2 separate regions of the Homo sapiens genome follow, and region 2 is linked to region 1. A link is an interaction called in ENCODE POLR2A ChIA-PET data of the cell type or tissue named here. Cell type or tissue: CD4-positive, alpha-beta T cell. All regions are shown on one strand. Each heading gives the region's core, and the rest is flanking DNA. Links, peaks and the distances in the headings are about the cores only. Region 1 overlaps ARHGEF6 (Rac/Cdc42 guanine nucleotide exchange factor 6). Region 2 has its middle 36 kb from the start of MIR934.

Region 1 (5,379 bases), core at 236-5,235:
GTTAAGTTTGGCTGTGGGTGTGTTACTTCTAACCCAAAATTATTTTTTAGGAAATCCTTCATTTGGTTCTTCTCTTTGACTGCGGAAAAATGGCTTAGTCTCTCTGCCTTAATTTTTCTGTCTCACAAATGGAAATTATATTCTTATTTGTGGGACTGTTTCTAAGGCAGAATTATTTAAATAGCTTTGAAGCTCTTTGAAAAGTGATCATTACTACATTAGTGGTTACAGTGGTTATTTAGTTCCCCTAAAACTGTATCAGTGGGGAACGTAAACCAAATTAGGAATACTGTTACGTTTTTAGGGTTGACATCCCTTACTTTCTCTGCAGATGGTTCCCTAAAGCCATTTGGCCTCCTGGAGAATCTGCCACATCTTCAGTAGGCACACTCCACTCTTAGTCCCACCTCTGTGCAAGTTGAGAGGATAATGTCATTGCCTCTGTTTTATTTAACCTTTTAGAGTTTATTGGAACCATTTTAATTGTGCATAGAATTAAACATTGATGTACTCCTAACTGAGACTGTCAAAATAAGAGAGAGGAATTCTACTTAGTTTCATTCATGCTTTTACTTTTGTTTTTGAGGGAGAATTTTAATTCATTAAGAAACCTCTGTCCTCACAGGAGTCTAGTAAAAGCCCTAAAACGATGAAGAAATTTCTTCATAAAAGGAAGACTGAGAGAAAACCATCGGAGGAGGAATATGTGATTAGGAAAAGTATGTGTTTTGTACTTTCTGAAAGTTGTTTATGGATAAATTAACATGAGAATCTTCTTTTATGTGAGGATTTATTTGAAAGCAGATGATTGGAGCAATTTTTTCTTGACATCGTCTTTTACATATAAAGAAGAATGCATGGAAAGCTTTGGTCACTTCTTAAACATTTGAATAAGCTTCTTACGGCTGCACTTCATGTCATCTTAGGCAGATGTCATCTGTATCATTTTTGTGTTGAGTATTTTGCCTCACCTGGTTTAGAACCTCTAAAGGGACCCATTTCCTATGGATACATTTTTTCCCTCTTAGTTTCTGATACTTGAGATATTTTTCTGCAGGGAGATAGACTAAATAGACCCGAAGGCTGAAGTCCTTCCAGAAGTCCCATGCTCAGTGATGCTCTCAGTTACTCAGGGAATCAGCCTGCCCACATCTAGAAACATAGTTTCATTTGGAGACAGACTGCAAAGTCAGTCAGCCAGTCGATATGGACATATTTGGCTATAAGGCTGTGAACAAGGTACTTTGGGACACAAGGTACTTTGGGACACATGTGAAGGAGTAAGTGATGTCTCACAAAGAGGTGACAGAATTGTGTGTATCAGCTGGGAATATAGTTTGGATAAATATTTGCTCCACTTCAGCTTTGGCATGCCCCACCCCCCACCCCACACCTGGTTATGCACACTGGCGTGTTCACAGGGTGCTGCCATCCAGCCATTGCAAGAATGAGTTTGGAGTAGAGGAGAAGGGAGAAGGGAAAATGAGTGACTATGCTGACTGGTTAGAAAATTGGGTGGGGTTGGCCGGGCACGGTGGCTCATGCCTGTAATCCCAGCACTTTGGGAGGCTGAGGCGGGCAGATCACAAGGTCAGGAGATCGAGACCATCCTGGCTAACATGGTGAAACCTCGTCTCTACTAAAAAAAATACAAAAAAAATTAGCCGGGTGTGGTGGCGGGTGCCTGTAGTCCCAACAACTCGGGAGGCTGAGGCAGGAGAATGGCGTGAACCCGGGAGGCGGAGCTTGCAGTGAGCCGAGATCGCGCCACTGCACTCCAGCCTGGGCAAGAGTGTAAGACTCCGTCTCAAAAAAAAGAAAAGAAAAGAAAAGAAAATTGAGTGGGGTTAATGAGGGAAAGCTTCCTAAAGGTGAGCCTTGAAATTTAAAGGAGAGGAAGGCTGGGGTATATTGATGGGAGCTAAGCTAGCAACAAGCTCAGTGCTGTGATTTTGGCCTCACTGAGACCACTGACAAAACACCGCCCCCCCCACCCCGGTCCCAGTGTAGAGCTCTGGGCTTCAGGAGTAGGCCCTCCACTAAGCTGAGCTCACTGAGGCTGACTCCAAAGCTCCATGAGGATGCTGTCACTCTTCTCCATCACCAGCGTTGGACAGCTCTTTCTCCTGCCTTTCACAAACTCTACTGGTCAGAGAAGCCAGTCCCAGGCAGTGGAGTGTGCTGCATCATTTTGAGGGTCCAAAAGCATATATCTATGAAAAGTCATGATGAATTAAATTTCACAGGTACAGCTGCTCTGGAAGAGGATGCTCAAATCCTTAAAGTGATCGAAGCCTACTGCACCAGCGCAAATTTTCAACAAGGCCATGGCTCAAGTAGGTTCCCCCAAACTACTTTCTCTAGTGAGTGACGTTTCTTCCTTACTGTTTAGTGTCTTTTAGAAAAAGAGAAAAGCAACCCGGATGGGTTGCAGGGTGTGGAAAGCAGGTGACTTGGTGCAGAGGAGTGGTGCAGGACTGCATCTTTCAGATAAGGTGGTTTTAGCTACCAAGCGGTTTGTTTACCCACTGTTGTTTTTCACCCAGAAAGAGAGATGCAAGAGTAAAAGAGTTGGAGGTGATAGAAGTGAAAATTTTTTTTTAAAGTTGTTCTCCTTTGAAGTACACAGATACCTTCACCAACACTAGTTAGGAATTAAAGGGCCTAGAGAGTTCCTGTGTCTGTGAACTGATGCTAATCTCTTCTTATAGGCAGATTTGGAAAGGAAGTCAAAATACTATCTTTGATCAGCTGCATATTTAAACGAACAATGCTTCACCAAACTCAAGTTTCAAAGTTGCTCTGAAAATCTGGAAAGGTAGCTGCTTAGCAGAGGTTGTCCAAAATGTATAAAGTTGATCAGGGAGTTATTAGGTTAGGGTATTTCCCCAAACAACTTTCAGGTTACAAACTGAAAGCAAGATAATATTTTCTGATTCATCTTTATGCTTTTAAAAAGACAGGTCACTTCGATTATGTCTTTTGTCTCCCATTATTATAGACATTCAGAATACCTTTTGTGAAGTTTTTGCACCTGCATAAGAAATGAATACTCCATAGTACTCCATTTTGGACATCCAGTGACCAATCATTTGAATGTGGGAGGGGATTTCTTAGGTGCCTTGACATATTCTTTCAAAGTAATGCATCTCTAAGGCTGACATAAAAGAAGCATTCTACTGGGCATGATGGCTCACGCCTGTAATCCAGCACTTTGGGAGGCCAAAGCAGGCAGATCCCTTGAGGCCAGGAGTTCAAGACCAGCCTGGGCAATATGGGAAAACCCTGTCTCTACTAAAAACACAAAAGTTAGCCGGGTGTGATGGCGCACACCTGTAGTCCCAGCTACTTGGGAGGCTGAGGCAGGAGAATCTCTTGAACCCGGGAGGTGGAGGTTGCAGTGAGCCAAGATTGCACCACTGCACTCCAGCCTGGGTGACAGAGTGAGACACCATCAAAAATAAATAAATACAAGAGAACGAGAGGTGGGGGGAGAGAGAGAGAGAGAAAGAGAGAGAGAAAGAAAGCATTCAATGATTCAATGTGAAAGTTGACGCATTTGGCCATGAAGAGAGGACTGTCGCACTCTGCTTCACAGAGAAAACCTGGCTGTGGCTTTGGGCATGCATAGCTCTGATAACATGTTTCAAGGAGCCAGGAGAGGAAAGTGAGGGCAGCTTTAGTTTTGAGAACTAGAGAAGAGAGGGGGACAAAGAGATACCAGAAGCATCCCTTCTACAAAATCTGACCTCATCTCCTCCCGCACCACCTATTTTTATATTTGACAGAGTGGATGGGTCTGCAGCTGGGAAGTGCAGCCAGATATTCTGGCTTAAAAAGACACGTCTTCACCCTTGCTCCCTACCCAACCTTTTACATGTGGAAGATGTCTGGCACTGTGCTTGTCACACAGCAGATCATTTAGCATCGTGGTGACCTTCTATCCTCTATCCCTCTCTAACCAGAAGCCCTGTTTCTCTAGAACTGACTGCCCTCGGCTCTTACTGCATTCAGCCAGTCATTCAGTCAGTTTGCTTTCCACTTATATTCGTCCCTTGGTATCTGCAGGGGATTGGCTCCAGGACCCCCAGAGATAACAAAATCTGACGATGCTCAAGTCCCTGATGTAAAATGGTGGAGCATTTGCTTATCACCTCCATATATCTTCCCATATACTTTAAATCATCTCTAGATTGCTTATCATACCTCATAAATGTAAATGCTGTGTAAATAGTTGTTATACTGCATTGGGTTTTAAATTTGTATTGTTTTTTGTTTTTTCTGAACATTTTCAATGCACGGTTGGTTGAATCCACAGATGTGAAACATGTGGATATGGGGGGCCACCTGTATTAAGCACCTACAAAGTGCTAGGCCCTGGAGAAGGCAGAGACACATCTTACCTCAAGAAAGGGGAGGTGGTCAAGTGAAGGCAGTGAGTGTGCACACCTCTGAAGGAACTTGGCCTAGAAGAGAGGAAGCCAGTGGCTCAGGGAGACCCAAGATTAAGCACTTGAGCTCTGAGAGGGAGGATCCAGAGTGAGGGAGGTGCAGGAGAGCTGTTTGGTTGGGCCCCCATGCCTGTTCTGTCACCTCTTCTGTCCCAGAGCCTGGAGACATTCTGGGCAGAGGACACCTACATCTTTGCTGATGATGTGATAATCTCCAAACCTCACTCCACCCTTGATGAAAATGGTCTTAGGAGACATACCTACCTTACCCTATAAGACTGTAAAGAGAACAAATGGGGGTGATGATGCTTCTGAGGCCCTTTAAGCACATTGTGTTTCAGTGCAGTGCTACTGTCAACCTTTTACTACAATGACAAAACACTGTAGCATAGGATGTAGTGTGTCCTTCCTTGGAGATTTGCAGGGAAGAGTGATCACTGGTCAGCTCTTTGCTCTGGAGGAGGCAAAACAGGAAAGAATGGAGGTCTTGGTTGTGGACAGGTATTACAGGGGCTCTTTTGCATTATTTTTCTGAATACAAAATGCTTCCCACCTCGGGAAGATTGAATCAGTGTATTTGGCCATTTAGAATTTCTCATGTCAGGAAAATTTAGTCAGCAAATGATGGGTGACTGTCCTCTGGGTGTAATGTAGCAACATGCTATGAACAAAGACCCTTCTGTAACAATAGTGGAAAAGAACTAACACCCACTATTTCTACTCTTCACTAGTAACTCTCCCTCCTCCCCCATCTTGCAACCCTTGTTTGTAGGTACTCGAAAAGATTCCATTCCACAAGTCCTACTCCCTGAGGAAGAGAAACTCATCATTGAAGAAACCAGAAGCAACGGCCAGACCATCATGGAAGAAAAGTGAGTAGAGCAGGCAAAACCTTGCCTAGTTTCTCTTGGGGCTGGCAAGAAGGTCT
Region 2 (5,379 bases), core at 56-5,055, 88 kb after region 1:
ATTAGAAAGAAAAGCAAGGGTACCAGATAATGCTTCCTTCATCCCAGCTAAAGGTATGCTCCTGAGTTTTCTCAAATATCACTTCTCCAGTGAAGCCTCCTCTGGCCTTTCATCCAGCCCTATTAGGTTGGAGCTCCATGGGCTCTCACGACCCCTCACTCCTTTCCCTCAGAGTGCACATCGTGCTTATAATTAAATAACAAATAGGCTGGGCGTAGTGGCTCATGCCTGTAATCCCAGAACTTTGGGAGACTGAGGTGGGCGGATCATTTCAAGTCAGGAGTTTGAGACGAGCCTGGCCAACATGGTGAAACCCCATCTTTACTAAAAAACAAAACAAAACAGAAACAAAAATTAGTGTGGTGTGGTGGCACATGCCTGTAATTCCAGCTACTCAGGAGGCTGAGGCAAGAGGATTGCTTGAACCCCAGTGGCGGAGGTTGCAATGACCCAAGATTGCGCTACTGCACTTCAGACTGGGTAATAGAGCAAGACCCTGTCTCAGAAACAACAACAACAACACCCAAACTGTGTAATTGTTAGTTTAGTGCTTTTTTTCCTCCTAGATGGTACGCTCTGTGAGGACAGGGACTGTGTCCATCTTAGTCACTGCTTACCAGGGACTCCTAGCTCAGAACCCGGCACATAGTGAGTGTCAGTTAATATTTCTGAATTAATTTCATTTTCCCACCCATCCTTTATCTGAACTAGCTGAATGGGTTTCTATTTCTTGCAAACAAGAAAGTTAAGAAGAATTTGCCGGATGCAGTGGCTCATGCCTGTTATCCCAGCGCTTTGGGAGCCTGAGGTGGGAGGATTTCTTGAGCCTAGGAGTTTGAGACCAGCTTGGGCAACATGGAGAGAACTCTGTCTCTACAAAAAAATGACAAAATTAGCCAGGCATGGTGGTGTGTGTCCGTGGTCTCAGCTACTCAGGAGGCTGAGGTGGGAGGATTGCTTAAGCCCTGGAGGTCAAGGCTGCAGTGTGCTGTGATTCACCACTGCACTCCAACCTGGGCGACAGAGCAAGACCCTGTCCAAATAAATAAATAAATAAATAATAAATAAATTTATTTTTGTAACAAAAAGAAGGATGTAAAGGATTAAAGAAAACTCAGAGTCTCTGGGAAATCTTAGCACAGGTTTCTTTTCAAGAGTTTATTTGCCAAGGCATTCATCCTGTTTGTAACACTAAGGGCCTACGTTTCAGACTCTGAGTGCTTGCACAACTAGATCTGCTCCCTCTTCTCAGCCTCAGGGTAAAATGTTACACTACTTCTTTCCTCACCTCCATTCTAGTTTCATTTTTAGGTTGCTAATCTGACCTTTAGTTTTGTTTTTTTTTTTGTTTTTTTTTTTAATGAGGCACTAAATGCAAAGAGAAAGTAGGTATTTTCCCCAGATGTTATTTTACCAAAGTGAGACAACATCATTTCTTAGATTTTCTGTAGTTAGGGACTTGAGAGCAGTTCAAAGTCCCCATTCCTCATACACATACCAGAATATAATCTATCCTTATCTCACAGCCAATTTTTCTTGGAAAAGTTAATTTGTGGTGTTGAAAAGGGAATATTGTTTATGCTTTGTCCATGAAACTGAAGGGCTTAGCAAACACCAGACTTCTGAATATAGGATTTAATAATTATCTCCCCAAATGAGGTCTTTATTCCCATTTAGTTCAGAATTTAACAAATGCACTCAATTCCCTTCTCCCCCAACACCTGTAGTATTCAGGCAGAACTTCAAAGCCCTCAGCCAGGGCTATTATAAGCAAAGCCCCGTGATAGGTGGGAGGCTGCACTAGAAACTAAGATCCCCACTCACAAGGCAATATTTCAAGGATTGCACAATCTCAAGAGTGAAGCATTTCTTGAGAATACATTTTTAAAACATTGATTACTCTTCTATGCTGATTGTATTGGCAATATATTTTAATATATAAGAAGACATTACTTTTCTACCTCCATTCCAGGAACGGTGGCTACTCCTAGTTCTCTTTTGATCTCCGTGGTAAGATGCCACATCACCTCCTCCAGGAAGCCTTACTCTACCCCCACCAGCCCTGTGCCCTCCTCTGTGCCCCTACAGCAGTCCCAGTAGACCCCACAGAGCACTTGACCCTTCACTCCCTTTCTCCTGTTTCCTTTTAACTGAGAGCCCCTGAGAGCAAAACCCACATCTTTTTCATTCGATCAATTCTGCCCTATCTTGCCTCTGGGCCTTCACTCCTAATTATCTTTCAGAGCTTTGCTTCAAGCACCTGCCTCCTGTGTGAAGCCTTTCACAACACTTTCCCATGTTCTCCTACCATGGGCTATAATCCCACAGCCATGGGGCCCACTGGATTTACTGTAATCTATTTGCTAGAATGTCTCCAGGTGTGCTAATAAATGTTTAATAACTGATTTTATGAAAGGAAAAAAGAAAACATTCCAAGTTTATAGTGATTGCCAATTTCCACTGTGTAAATATTCCCACCATGACCAATTTCAAGCTACCGACGTGAGGCTACACATTGATTTGGGTAGAAATGCCCAGTAGTACAGCATTATACAGCATTTCCATCAGACTGCTACAATAGCTATAGATCACCTCAAGAGCATATATAATAAGCAATGGCAGTAAAATAATTAGGAAGTGATACATTTTGAGTGTTTCTTACCTTTGTTTGAAATGTATTTTAATTGCAGGCTTATAGAATTTTATTTTTAATAAGTTTGTGTTTAACGACTGACTGGCAAAAATTTCTAAACATCTATCAACTCTCATGAATCAGTAGCAATGGGCTCCAGTGCATCACTGTTTGTATCTCTGACTAGACTGTGAACTTGAGAACTGGGACTGGGACTGTGCTGCTCATGGCACCTCCAACACCTAACACAGAGGAGGCACTGTGTAATGTTCATTGGCGGCAGCCAGGCATATCCATCCTTTTGTCCTCACTTTAAAAGGAGTTAAGAGAAAGTTCAGTGTGCTGTTTAACCACAAAGGCCACTTGGCAAATGCTCTAGAGGAAGCCATACCAACCTCAGCTAAGAACGAGGTCAGATCTCCGTCATACATAGTACTTTATTGCCAACTTCCTACATGTTAAGCTAGTGTGCCACTCCCTACTGAGAAACAAACAAGGCTCTGCTAAGTGTTTTATCCTTTCCTTGAGGGGTTAGCACCAGCTTACTTCCTAAAGAAGCAAGCCAAGATAGCACAGGTCTGATATTAATGCCAAATTCACACAAAATCCCATGTGGCAAAAGAGAATTCTTGCCTTTCTAAGCCTCAGACACTGACCCAATTATTTTAAGATCCATTGGCATTCACTGAATTCCAGCACAACAGGAGAATTTAACATTTCTCTGCGGTTTCTTAAAATGGTTTTGACTACCCTAGAGCACCAGGCCAGCCACCAGCAGGATAGAATGACAGGAATAGTCACAGTGTGTTAGAGGTCAAATCCCTAAGCCTACCTCTTAACTACTGGTGGAACTCTCTAGAAATGAACTTTTCATAATCATAGCAATGGTTAATATGCCACGAGTGCTATCTACCTCTGTGCCAAGCACCGTGTTAGACCATCCTCATAGACTAATTAATGAGGCCTCACATAAAGTCCTCAAGCAGTGGCACCCTCATTTAAATTGTCAGTTTGCTGGGGCTGTTGCCAATCCAGTAAGGCCGGACTGTAGCTGGGATAAAAAGGTTTCACTTCATTAAGCACCAAAATAATGCCATGGCTCTCTAAGAAATCATACTTGTGGGGAAAAGTCTCCTCTCAGTGACCATTTTTCCTTTTTGCCAATATGATGCCATACAAACTGGCAGATGTGGCTTCCTCAATGGGCATGACGAAGTCACCTTGAATTGCTCCATTGAGAAGCATGGCAAAAAGTGATTCCATGGGCTCAGCTTTGCCCTTGTCTGACATCCGTTCAGAGAGTTAAAATTCGTTGGCTTTTCAGGGCAGTGGGTGACATTACCCATGGTCCTCTACAGATCTTCAATAAGTTGACATTTCAAATCATTTGAATAAATCAAAGTGACAGAGGCACCTTAAGTTGCTGAGTTGGGGAGATGATTATAGAGAGCGAAAGACACATTTTCATTTTATTGCTGATGAGCAAAATAAGTAAAATTTGAAAAGGAAGTGGGATGCCTTGTGGGAGGAACCTTCTCAGGAAGAGGACTGCAAGTGGTACCTCTGTCTTGCCAGTGATAAACTGGTGCAGAAACGTTTCCAAACTATTCATCATGTGCACCCTAAAAACCCGATATGTAGAATCTGCACTATCCCTGAAAACAAGAGAGTCCCTGATTTGGTAAATCTTAACCCTGGAATACAAGCTTTCAGTATCACTTGGAGAAGTGAATCCAGTTTCCCTTAAGTGAAACTTGAGCCTTGGTCCCTCATAGCTATTGACCCTTATCTTCTGCAAAAGACCACTGGTGAAAACACAAGCTTAGTTGCTCTTCTATTTGTGTACAGAAATAGCCTAACTCTGCTTTCAAGCTGCTTTGTTCAAAATGTGCTAAGGATTTGTTGAGTGAATAAAAAAAGCAAGCAAGCAAGCAAACAAACAAAACTTTATTTTTTTTTCTTATTTCTCTAGAAAACTGGTAAACAAACAAACAAAACTTTAAATCAGACTGCAATTTAGGTCAAAAGTTAGAAAATATATTTGCAGTGCCTAATTCAGGAAGGAAGATCTTTTTCATGCTAATCTACTGCTAATTATAAAATAGGTGATAGCAAGCATTGTGAAGAGCTAAAAAGGAGGGGGTGGGGGCAGTGCTACTTCATAATTTAGTCACCCTTGATTGGAAAGTGGGCGTTTTAAGATTTGACACCAAACCCCAGCGAGTTACTCTGTAGCATGAGTTTCTCTCACTTCGGACTTTCAGTTTGGACACAGAAAGAACAGGGCAAAAAGTAAAGCCAGAAGGGATGATTTTTAAATGGCAAACTGCAAATAAGGATAGGTTTCAGGCTCCGTTGCAAATAGAGGTGGAATAATGAGAATAAGCTCTGTAAGGCCTGAAGGGAAGGAAACACATGGAGGTGGTCAGCTCCGTGCCCAACAAAATGCCCTTGAAGAAGCCTTTATGATCCTGGGTATAAGAAGAAGGTGGGGGGGAGCACTAAACCATTCTAAGACGAAGTTGTAACATTGACAATGTTGACTCCCTAGAACCAAGTCAGGGGAAGTATGTTTGGAGTCTAAGAAGCACAGTCATGTGTTGCATAATGATGAGGGTACATTCTGAAAAATGTGTCATTAGGTGATTTTGTTGTGTGAACAGCACAGAGTGCACTTACACAAACATAGGTGGTATAGCCTACTACACACCCAGGCTATATGGTGTGGCCTATTGCTCCTAGGCTAC

What was found. ChIA-PET counts read pairs that join two places held together with the same protein. Peaks named below come from ENCODE experiments on the same cell type or tissue, not always from the same donor. Only the 100,000 strongest peaks of a DNase experiment are listed, where the experiment ranks them.
Region 2: POLR2A ChIA-PET joins it to region 1 with 8 read pairs; 4 of 35 experiments call an interaction of 5 or more read pairs at or near these places.

Annotation. Positions count from the first base shown.
Region 1 is chrX:136,671,964-136,677,342 of GRCh38, reverse strand. ARHGEF6 (Rac/Cdc42 guanine nucleotide exchange factor 6) reads left to right here. Exons shown (of 22, transcript NM_004840.3): 18 at 626-719; 19 at 2,247-2,336; 20 at 5,224-5,323. Among named protein-coding and RNA genes, the nearest start is that of CD40LG, 26 kb to the right of the region's middle. RefSeq lists an enhancer at 3,137-3,196. In CD4-positive, alpha-beta T cell, for the core only: no CTCF peak of the experiment used is centred there; DNase peaks (open chromatin) are centred at 2,502 and 3,575; H3K27ac peaks cover 3,265 bases.
Region 2 is chrX:136,584,168-136,589,546 of GRCh38, reverse strand. No RefSeq gene overlaps it. Among named protein-coding and RNA genes, the nearest start is that of MIR934, 36 kb to the right of the region's middle. RefSeq lists enhancers at 1,353-1,412, 2,855-2,924, 3,015-3,144. In CD4-positive, alpha-beta T cell, for the core only: no CTCF peak of the experiment used is centred there; DNase peaks (open chromatin) are centred at 1,316 and 3,006; H3K27ac peaks cover 4,710 bases.